Linked DNA regions of Mus musculus: region 2 is linked to region 1. The links are chromatin loops, found by intact Hi-C in ENCODE. Cell type or tissue: left cerebral cortex. All regions are shown on one strand. Each heading gives the region's core, and the rest is flanking DNA. Links, peaks and the distances in the headings are about the cores only.

Evidence for each region. A loop is a pair of places that touch in the nucleus more often than their neighbours do. Peaks named below come from ENCODE experiments on the same cell type or tissue, not always from the same donor. Only the 100,000 strongest peaks of a DNase experiment are listed, where the experiment ranks them.
Region 2: it touches region 1 in a loop (14-fold over the local background); 4 of 42 quality-filtered maps call a loop at or near these places.

Annotation. Positions count from the first base shown.
Region 1 is chr7:124,745,996-124,751,450 of GRCm38, forward strand. No RefSeq gene overlaps it. Among named protein-coding and RNA genes, the nearest start is that of 3100003L05Rik, 40 kb to the left of the region's middle. In left cerebral cortex, for the core only: no CTCF peak of the experiment used is centred there; DNase peaks (open chromatin) are centred at 544, 2,577 and 3,193; H3K27ac peaks cover 1,725 bases.
Region 2 is chr7:124,679,021-124,684,475 of GRCm38, forward strand. All of the region lies in intron 1 of 3100003L05Rik (RIKEN cDNA 3100003L05 gene), which reads right to left. Among named protein-coding and RNA genes, the nearest start is that of 3100003L05Rik, 27 kb to the right of the region's middle. In left cerebral cortex, for the core only: no CTCF peak of the experiment used is centred there; DNase peaks (open chromatin) are centred at 2,397 and 2,934; H3K27ac peaks cover 1,988 bases.

The DNA.
Region 1 (5,455 bases), core at 182-5,181:
CCAAAGTTTTGAGTTATAAGACAATGTGAAGAGGTCGAAGATCTAACCAGAGATCTTCTGTGGCTGCACTGTAGAGATTTAAAAAAAGAGAACCAGCAAGAGATGTGGTCTCTGAGTGGTTGGCAGAGGCCAGACTGTGCAAGATGAAAGTGCCATTTTCACTGGTCTTGACTGAATATCAGGCACATTGGTGGCTTCCTGAAGGAGAGGCAGATTTTCTTTATATGATATTTTAGATGCTAGAGGTAGTGGCATTGACACTAAATGACCATTGCATTCTGTCTCAGGGGTGACATGTGGGTAAAGTACTCATGGATGAGAGGAGCTAGGGAAGGAAGCTGATGCAACTCTTAAGTCTAGGTGCCCACCCAGCTCTGTCAGAGACTCCCCCAACTGTTCCTGCTTTCTGTCTGAACATTGGGTAAGAATCTCCTTTTCATTTCCCCAGTTACATCTCACTTGCCTGTATCTTCCCACTTTGCAGGATGAATGTAAAGGTTAATTCTACATCTGTAACTTTGGGACAGGTTTCTTCCTGGCTGCCAACCCCTCTGATGATTCGTCTTGGCTGTTGTGTAATAGAGTGTCACTTCTTCCCACTCTCTCTTTGAAACCAGCCTATTTAAAGAAAGATGATTTGGGGTTAGAGTCAATAAAATCAGGTGCAAAGCAATTCCTCAGTGTGTTCGGTCCTCAGAAGATGGGCTAGGTAGCTGGGAGGCTATTTTTGCTGATAAGTGTATGCTTGTCAGCAGTGCAAGTCAGAAGATGCTCTACTTGTGCATGTACAATAGCCTGTGTGTTACATAAAGAAGTTGCTTGTATGGTCTTTGTGGAAATCATTTTCTTAGACCTCCTAGGAGGAATGCAGTCCCTGCCCATCATGAGCTCCATCTATTTGAAAGACTGTCAGCCTTCTGAGACTCATGTTCTCCAACTGTGAGCAGATCAGAAGTTACAGAGCCCTCTCAACTTTGTGACCTCCCTCCCAGATATCAGGACACCTTCATCATTTCCTGTGTTTCTATCAGTCACTTGTATCTGACATTATGGGCTTGTCAGAGACACTCATTCTGGAGATGGACCATCCAGACTGCAGTCTTGGTTTGTGTTTGGCTTGCTGTGCAGACTCGGACAGCTCACTCTTATGTGTCTTACCTCTATTACTGTTACTATATTCTTGTCCTTTCTTCTACTTTTCTCTGAGAATCCAAGATCGGTTAGCCACACTGGTTTGATATCCACAGAGCATCTGTCGGGCACTGGAAGAAAATTAGAGGGGGTGGGGTGGGGAGCAAGCATGATCAGAGGGACAGAGCAGGAAGCGTGACCTTGATTAATAGCAGCCCTCTTCAGAAGTGCTTAATTCAGCCCCTGAGAGAGGTATATACCCTGAAGACCCCAACACCATGACACAAAACCTCCCATTAGGCCTCCCTATTCATCAGACAAAATCTTGATATGGACTTTGGAGGATAAAAACCATGCTAAAGCAATAGCACAGCTCATTTTTGAAGATAGAGGAAGACTGCTAGCATTTATGAAGTCAGGAGGTCTTTGATTCATGCTCTTGTGAGTGCCTATGAATGGAAAAATAATAATAAGAAATTGGTATTTGTTAAATTGTGTTTGGGGGACTCCATGATATAAGCATGCTTTCTGAAGCCTTCTTTTACTGCAGATTATTAGCGCATTAGGAGGAGCCACTGAAGAAGTCCTAAGAAGTTGGAAAGATGCTGTGTCACACAGCTACAGATGTACAACACTTTAAAGATGTTGGATAATATCAGGTAAAATAGGTATACTAGTGCTAACAGCACAGCAATACAGAAACAAGGACTGAAAGAAAGGAACAGACACCAACATACCCACTTCAGTTACTTATCATGAGAGTTTTAGATGGCGGAGATTTCCTGATGGCTGTTTCCTATGCAGTTCACACTACACACTCAATGGGACAATACAATTGGAAAGCTCCTACCATATGAAAAAAATATATGAAAGCAGCATGATTTAATGTAGAATTTTACACCAATTTTATTTTCTATACAATAAGTCATCTTTATTCTATCATATTAAAAAGAAACTCACTCTAACAATTAAATATTATTTCTAACTACTGATCTGAAAAAGTAGAAATCTGAGCACAAGTGCATCTGTTCTCCGTTGCAGATGAATGACATCACTTGATTTAACCTTCTAACTTTAGCATCACCAGGGCGAGCAGATATTCACAGACTCTGCTGTACATCACTGTAAAAAAAAAAATCAGAAACCATGAACCATGTGTATGTAGACATGAGCTAAGAGAGAGAAAAAAAAACTCACATATTTCCAGTAAAACTGACTATAAAAGGAAAATCCATTTTTATTTTATGGCTCTTCACCTCCTTTATAGTGACTGTGTTCACAGTGATACAAATACAAATGTGAGGAATGGAGTTGAGCTTCATTAAGATTCTTAGAATGCACCATGTCCTGGGCAGCATATCCTCCCTCCCGCCTGCTTTCCTGGAGGCGGGACTCATACCCTCTCCAGAGCTGCACTGGTAGGATGTGTTTCTTCTAGACTTTCCATCCTGAAATAGTAAATGACTCACAGTGGGGGTGATATGTGGAAGTAGACAGCCTTAGGATGCTGAATGTAAAGATAGCTCTGTAGGAAATGGAGGAGGACCAGTGACCTGGACTGTGTTACAGTTAGTCAGGCTCAACATTCATCTTGTGCACAGTGGGCATGTGTTCCAGCTTTCTTTAGAAAATATAGGCCATTTAAATGTAACTGGAACCATCTCGTGTGTGTGTGTGTGTGTGTGTGTGTGTGTGTGTGTGTGTGTGTGTGTGTGTATGTGTGTGTGACTAAGAACACAGATGGATGGAGAGGGAATTCATATCTGAGGTGCTACTGGCAACTGATAGCTGTTGTGGGAGAGAGCGTTTTCTTCAGGGATGTGGACCACGAGAGGCTGTCTATGTTCCAGTAGATATTTCTATACTCATGCATATCCAAGGTACAGTATATGAACTTAGTGGGGTGTTTTTTGAAATTGATTAGGTTTTTACTTTACATCCAGATTGGAGCTTCCCTTCCCTCCTCTCCTCCCACTCCCTCCCTCTCATCTCCCCTCCCGCTCATACACCTGTTCTCCTCACAAGAGGGGAGACCTCCCATGGATATCAAACAGCCAGTGGAATATCAAGTTGCAGTAAGACAAGGTGCATCTTCTTCTCTTGAGGCTAGATGAGTCAGCCCAGTTAGGGGAAAGGGATGCGAAGGCAGGCAATGTAGTTAAAGACAACTCCTGCTCTGGCTTTAAGGAGTCACAGATGAAGACCCAGCTGCACACTCGTTTCAGTGCAGAGGCCCTAGGTTCATCCCATGCATGCTCTCTGGTTGCCAGTTCACTCTATATGGGTGCCTATGGGACCAAGGTATTGATTTTGTAGGTTTTCTTGTGGTGTCCTTGAACCCTCTTGCTCCTTTGATCTTTCCTCCTGCCCCCCACCCCCGCTGGATTCTCCAAGCTCCATTTAGTGGTTTGCTGTGGGTCTCTGCATCAGTTTCTATCAGTTCCTAAATGAAGCCTCTCTGATGACAGTAATGTTAGGCTTCTGTCTGTAAGTATAGCAGAATAACATTAAGAGTGTCTGGGGTGGATACCCTCTCATGGCCTGGGACTCAAGCTGGGCCACTCATTAATTAGGCCTTCCCTCAAATTCTGCTCCTTCCTTTACCTGGGAACATGTTGTAGGCAGGACTAATTGTGAGTTTAAAGTTTTGTGGCTGGGCAGGTGACCCAGTCCCTCTGTTAGAACTCTTGCCAGGTTATAGGTGATGGCTGATTCAGGCTCGATATCTCACATTGCTACGAGTCTTAGCTATGGTCACCCTCATAGATTCCTGGGAGTTTCCACTTCTTAGGTTTCTAGCAAGGTTTCTCAGAATGAACACCCCTAATCCAGTTGTCCCCCCCAGTACTCCCTCACTCCATCTTTCCCCCACCTCATCCTTCCTGCTCCCATCCCCACACCTCCCTCCCTCAGCCCCCTTCTTCTATCCACTCCTGATGTCTAATCTATTTCCCTGTCTCAGTGAGATTCAACGGTTCCTCCTTGGGCCTTCCTTGTTACTTAGTTTCTTTGGCTTTGTGTTTTGTAGTGTGGTTGTCCTATATTTTATCACTAATATCCACTTGTAAGTGAGTATATACCATGTTTGTCTTTCTGGCTCTGAGTTACTTCCCTCAGGATAATCTTTTCTAGTTTCATCCATTTGCTTACAAAAGTCATGATGTCCTTTTTTTAAATGACTGAGCAACACTCCATTGAGTAAATGTACTACCTTTTCCTTATCCATTCTTCATTTAAAGGACATCTAGGTTGTTTCTAGTTTCTGGCTAATACAAATAAAGTTGCTATGAACATATCTGAGTAAGTGTCCTTGTACCACGGTGGATCATCTTTGGGTATACTCCCAGGAGTGATATAGTTGGCTCTTGAGGTTGATCTATTCCTAATTTTCTGAGAAACTGAAAAATTGATTTCCAAAGTGGTTATACAGGTTTGGACTCCCAAGAGCAATGAAGGAGTGTTCCCCTTGCTCCACATCCTTGCCAGTTTGAGTTTTTGATCTTAGCCATTCTGACAGGTGTAAAATGGAATCTCAGAACTGTTTTGATTTGAATTTCTCCCAAGAATAAGAATGTTGAACATTTCTTTAAGTGCTTCTTGACCATTAGAGATTCCTCTGTGAGAATTCTCTGTTTAGCTCTGTACCCCATTTTTAAAATTGGATTTGTTTGGTTTGTTGGTGTCTAGTTTCCTGAGTTCTTTATATATTTTGGATATTAGCCTTCTGTCAGATTATGAAACATTTTCCCACTTTGCTGTTTTGTCCTTTTGATAGTGTCCTTTGCCTTATGTTAGCTTTTCAGCTTCATATGGTCCCATTTATTAAATGTTAATCTTAGTGTTTGAGCTGTTGGAATTCTGTTCAGGAAGTTGTCTCCTGTTCCAACGCATTCAAGGATCTTCCCTACTTGCTCTTCTATAATATTTACTTTATCTGATTTTATGTTGAGGGTTTTGATCCACATGGAGTTGGGTTTTGTACAGGGTGATAGATATGGGTCTATACATTTTTCTATATGCAGACATCCAATTAAACCAGAAGCATTTGTTGAAAATGCTCCCCCCCATTGTATTGTTTTGGATTTGTTGTCAAAACTCAAGTGTCCATAGGTGTGTGGATTTACTTCTGGTTCTTCAATTGTATCCCATTGATCACCTGTCTGCTTTGTGCCAGTACTACACAGGTTTTTTGTTCTTGTTTTTAGTTGCTCTGAGATTTAGCTTGAAATCAGGGATGGTGATTTCTCCAGAAATCATGAAACATGAGAGTTTTAGTTATCCTTTTTGTTGTTATTGTTTTTCCATAGGAAATTGAGTAATACTC
Region 2 (5,455 bases), core at 136-5,135, 67 kb before region 1:
CCTACAGTGAATCCAATTCATTATGGTGGTGTCATCTAACCTTTCCTGCACTGCACAGGACACAGACCCAGCAGGCCAGGGAGACTTGGGTTTTTTGAATCTGTGTGAGCCACCAGGCAGGTGGCAGGATCTCCACCCATTCCTGAAGGAGAACCAGCCATCACTGTGTGACTGTCTCCTCCCTCTCCATGATGTTGACATCATAAACTGTCCTGAACTAATCCCATTAGCCTTGCCCTGGAACGGTTGCTTCTGGTTTTCCTGGCCATAAGTTTTAATCAAACCTGACCATCCACAAAAACTCTGTTTTATCAAATGGATGAGAGCTCTGAGTGGTCCTCTTCCTCGGTCTGCTCCCTCTGATCTGCCTCTCCATGTCCTCTCTCCATCTCCCTCTCGTGGCCTTTCCTTGTCTTCTTTCATCTCTCTCCCACCTGCACTCTTCTCTCTTCTTCCTTCATCTTCTCTACCTCCTCTCTCATCTCTTACTGACCTTTTATTTCTTTTTATCTTATCATATTCTGTATAACCCTCAAGAGCAATCACTTGGCCGTCTTCTAGCCCAGAGCTTCCAAGCTGTTTGTCTGTCTTGTGGAGCAGAAACTGAAACAGAAGAAGCAGGATGACACTTGTCTACCCCACAAATCCACGGGGCAAGGCATCCTCTAGGCATCCAGAGTGTGCTGGTCGTTTTTAGTTGACATGGCTTTGGTTATTTCTGTCTTAAGTGTCTTGATTAATGGTTCATACTTTAGTCACCAGACCCCAAACTTACCTATAATCACCCTCTCCCCAACCTTTCTCAAGACATTACTTTGTCTCTTTGTAAAACACTCAAACATGAAGTAAAAACTTTCTGGACATCCGCTTGTCCTACTGACTATGGTAATGCAGAGATGAGCCAAGGAAAGAGCCCAAGTGCTCCAGCCCAGCACCCACAGGTATGCATGGCTGTATTGGACAGTGTGGTTCAACCTTGTTCACTTGCCCAGGAATGCTCTGTTCTTTCCATTTATCATAGTTGTCATTGTTAGTATAATGTGTAAGTAGTAACTTTATTAATCATGGAGTGATTTTATTAATGACCTTATTAATTACTGAAACAAATGTTTATTGAGGAACTACTATGAAGTATTCCTTCCAGTGTAGACAGTGTCATATGGTTTCTGTAAAGCATAGGGTAGGCTGCATGGAATACAATTTCATGTGCAGTGAATGTTTGCAGAGTGCAGCTTCACTGTGCTCTAACCTGCACACATGCACACAAGCATAGCTAGGACATAACCACTGCACAGTGATGCCCTGCACAGATGTGCATACACACACACACACACACACACACACACACACATGCACACACAGAGCTATGATTTGCTTTTACTGTCCTAGAAATAACCCATCCTTTGATGGCTGCTGCACAGTGAAGCTCACAATGAACTGTGTTTAACAGGACCATTAATTTATTAGGCACTCACTTAAGACGGTTGAACCACATTAGAGCAAATGTGTTCTTGGGGGCTCTGTGAGGGCTGTGTTTATTTTCTAAAAGTTGCCATTAGGTCTAGATGGTGGGAAGACTGCCAGAGGCCACATTATGGGAGCCCTGGTCAGTCTCCTGTGCCATGTGGCTATAGAATTAGTGTGCTACTTACTGATGGGCAATCCATCCCTTAACAAGGTCCCAATTTGGCTCCTGGAATAATGAGATGAGCCTTTAGGGACCATCCATCTCTCTCCCACAGCTGAGGGCACTTCTGAGGAACATGGTCCCTTAACTGGCTTATGATGTAGTGCAGCTGAGCTGAGGCTGGTACAGCTCATTTATTTCTCAGGGGCCAAAATGAAATTTTCAGTAGAAGCTCCTCCCTCCTCCCATGAGGCTCTGCCAGGGCTGACATATTTGAAAGGGCTATATGTTAGGTAGTGAGGGGTTGGTCCATATCCCAGATCTTCTGAACAATCCTAGACAGGCAACTTATTCTTCCTAAACCCTAATTTTCCGCCTAGTGAGACAGAGATCCACATGAGAAAACAGTATTAATTGAGAACCTACTCCAATCATTTTATAGGTTAAGAGACGAACTAATTCACGTGAAGTCTATTCTCAGGAACATTGACCTATAAGCTCAAGTGATCGCTTTGAATGAAGGCACATTTCGGCCAATTTAGATGCTGGGGAGGCATGAGACAGGGGCTGTGTCTTGTTGGGCATCTGGGAGAGTGACAGCTGAGTTGAGCTCTGACAGATGGCCAGGTGTTAATCGGTTAAGCAGGGTGATGGTGGTGATGATGGCGGTGGTGGCAGTGGTGGTGGTGGCGGATGGGGAAGAGCTATGCCAGACGGAGAGAACAGCTTGTGTAAAGGCCTGGAGACTGGAGGGAACACGGTGTGTTTAGAAACCGAAATCGAGCCAGAAGGCCTGGCGCACAGACAAGGAAGGGCTGTAAGGTGGGCGGGAAGAGGCTCCTTAGGGAACCTAAGTAGAATGCTGAGGACACCTTGTTCAGAACTGGGGTCACATCTTATGGAAAAGAGAAACCTGTTGGAGGTTTTAAGCAGCCTTCGTGGTGTTTACACATAGCCATCACTCTGCCAGTGGAATGGGCGCAAAGCTGGAAGGAGACCAGACTGCTACATGTGGAAGGAAAGATTGTAGGAAATGTGATTTTATATAAATAACAAAGACTTATGCTGAATCAGGGACAAAAGACTGGAGAAAGTTAAGCTACATGATACACTGAACAGAACTGCATCAACCAAGAGAAGAGGCTCTAACTAGGACTCCCACTCTCCCTGTCCACACTGTCCAAGACCACTTACTGCATGGGCAAGTGATCACTAGTGGCAAGCGATACCCCAGACACTCAATAGACACTCATGGTGCCCATCTGTCCCCTTAAGATCTTTGCCAATTGAGTCCCACCAGCTCTGTCACAGCCTCAAGGAGCTGGATTCAAATCCCTTTCACCTTCTTCCAGAAGCTTTCAAACTTCCCACTTTCTAACTTGAGCCTCAAGTGCCAGCAGGCAGCCTTGGGCTGGCAGAGCTATGGGAAGAATCTTGCACAGCTTAAGGCTGGGAATAGCTGTGCCAAGATGTTTCTCGATTCTTCCTCCTGAAGTGTCTGACTCAGTGTGCTGCAGTTTTTTAAATTATTATTATTTAAACCTATTATTTGTGAGTTTTGTGTATGAATATAATAAATTTTGATGAAATCTGCCCTCTACTAGCTCTGCTCCAGCTCCTCCCATGCTTCATCCCCTCAACTTCTCCATCCAACTTCACGAACTCATCTGTTAAAGCCATTGAGTGCACTCGTACTGCCTGTATGTGAAGGGTGTAGAGCACCCTCTAGAACATGGGCAGTCTAAAGTCAAGCTGATACCGACTGTTCTTCATAGAACCTGGCCAAATCCTGCTGCTCTTGAACTAAAAGGAGATACCCAGTGGAAACTGAGCATCTCCCTTCAGACCAGGAGAAGGGAGGAAACAAACCAATGGGAGGATAAGAAGGCGCTGAAACTGACAAACTACAGAAACAACTCCCATAGGCTGTGTGAGGAAATCCCCACATTTAGGACCCCAGTGTTCTGATCTGTCAATTAGAGCTAGTGGTGGGTCCTCCATTGGAGTTCTGTTGAGAAAGAAAGTGAAAGTCTGTGATGGAAAATGACAGTCAATAAAGTACTTGGGGACAAGGAAATAATAAATGCATAAGTAGCCCAGCAGGATGGCTGTGAATTCAATCCAGCCTGGGCCCAAATCCAACTTTTGCCATTCCTGACCTAAGTTGAAGATAGTGAGGGAAGGCACTCGCCTTAGCATCCCACCAGCACTAAAGGGTAAAACAGTTCAGGGCTCTAACCTCACCAAGCTTATATTTCCAGAGAAGGAAGAAATTAAATAACCATGCATGTTTAAAGAACAAAACAAAACAAAACAACCCCCACCCCACCCCCCAAAAAAACCCATCTCGCAATGTCAACAGGACTCTGAAGAAACTAAAACAGTGGGAAATGACAGAGTAGCTACCTGAAAGAGATGCACATTGGACTGCTGTGTGCACATGACCTTCCAGCTCAGAGCTGACTCAGAAGAAACGTAGGTGATGATACCACACATATAGGCAGGTGATTCTCAACCCTGGTTCAGGGTTTCATTAGAACCAGCTAGAAGTTGCTTGACAGCCATTAAAATAGTATTGTTTGGGGGTAATTCTTAAGCACACAAAGGGAAGTCAGCCTCAGCTTTGTAAAAATCATGTACAGAATGATCTAGCCTGGTATTTTCATCATGAAGTACTCGATCAGGGCTAGTAGAGCAGGAATCACAAGCAGGCCATTGAAATGTGAGGTATATTATCCCATAGTTCCCAGAGGCTGAAAGGTCAAGGTTAAGGTCTCAGGAGGCAAAGGTGCCTTTATCTGCTGAGCCATCTTGCCTATATCATGAAGTTGTATTTTAACAGACTAAAATCAGAACTTTAACCCTAATGTGGGGAGGAAAACACAACTTATATGTCATCATAATTAGTCCTCACCAGTTTCCCCCCCCGTTTCAAACCTTCCTCTTGATTTTCTCGTCTTCCCATTTGGCTCTTCACTCCAGAGATTCTTGTAATCATAACGTCATCCCTTTCTGGAACTTTAAAGCAAAACCCTTCCAAATAAGTACCTTGATTTATGATAGGAGAGGAAGAGGAAGAGAGGGAGGGGGAAGGGGAGGGAGGGAGGGGGGAAGAGAGAGGGAAAGAGAGAGAGAGGGAGGGAGAGAGAGGGGGAGGGAGAGAGAGAGAGAGAGAGAGAGAGAGAGAGAGAGAGAGAGAGAGAGAGAGAGAGAGGCAAAGACTTCCCAGATGGAGCATGCCTGGTAGTGTTACTCATGCTATTTTGTTCTCTGATGTTTAACCCACAGGAGTAAGGGAGAAAGGAGAAGTCTCCCATCCCAGAATTGCCACTTCTTAGGGGACACTAGCAGTGTGGAACCACAGCACTGACTGTTATCTGTAAAAAGGAGATGCTATGGGCTGCAAAAATGGCTTGGTAGTTAGCACTGGCTGCTCTGCCTGAGGACCTGATTGAATTTCCAGCACGCACATGGTGGTTTCCAACAGCTGCAACTCCAGTTCTGTGGACTCTAACATGCTTTTCTGGCCTCCTTGGACACTGCATGAGGATGGTGCTCACACATACACATGGCACATGGCAACCAATTAAACAGAACACTTGTCCTAAGCATGGTCACCGAGCTATGCCATATGGTGTTGACAGAGTCAGGGGCTTTTGATTTCATAGGGTTTTCAAGGTTGGTGCCTTGGTGCTATGTGTGAGCCCCATTCTAAGTTGGAGAGAGCTATTTTCAGAACAGAAGGCAGAGGGGAGACTTGCTAGCAAGTTTCACAGTAGCCACCATCATCAGAGGCACAATGGCTGACAACTCTTACATAATTTTTCT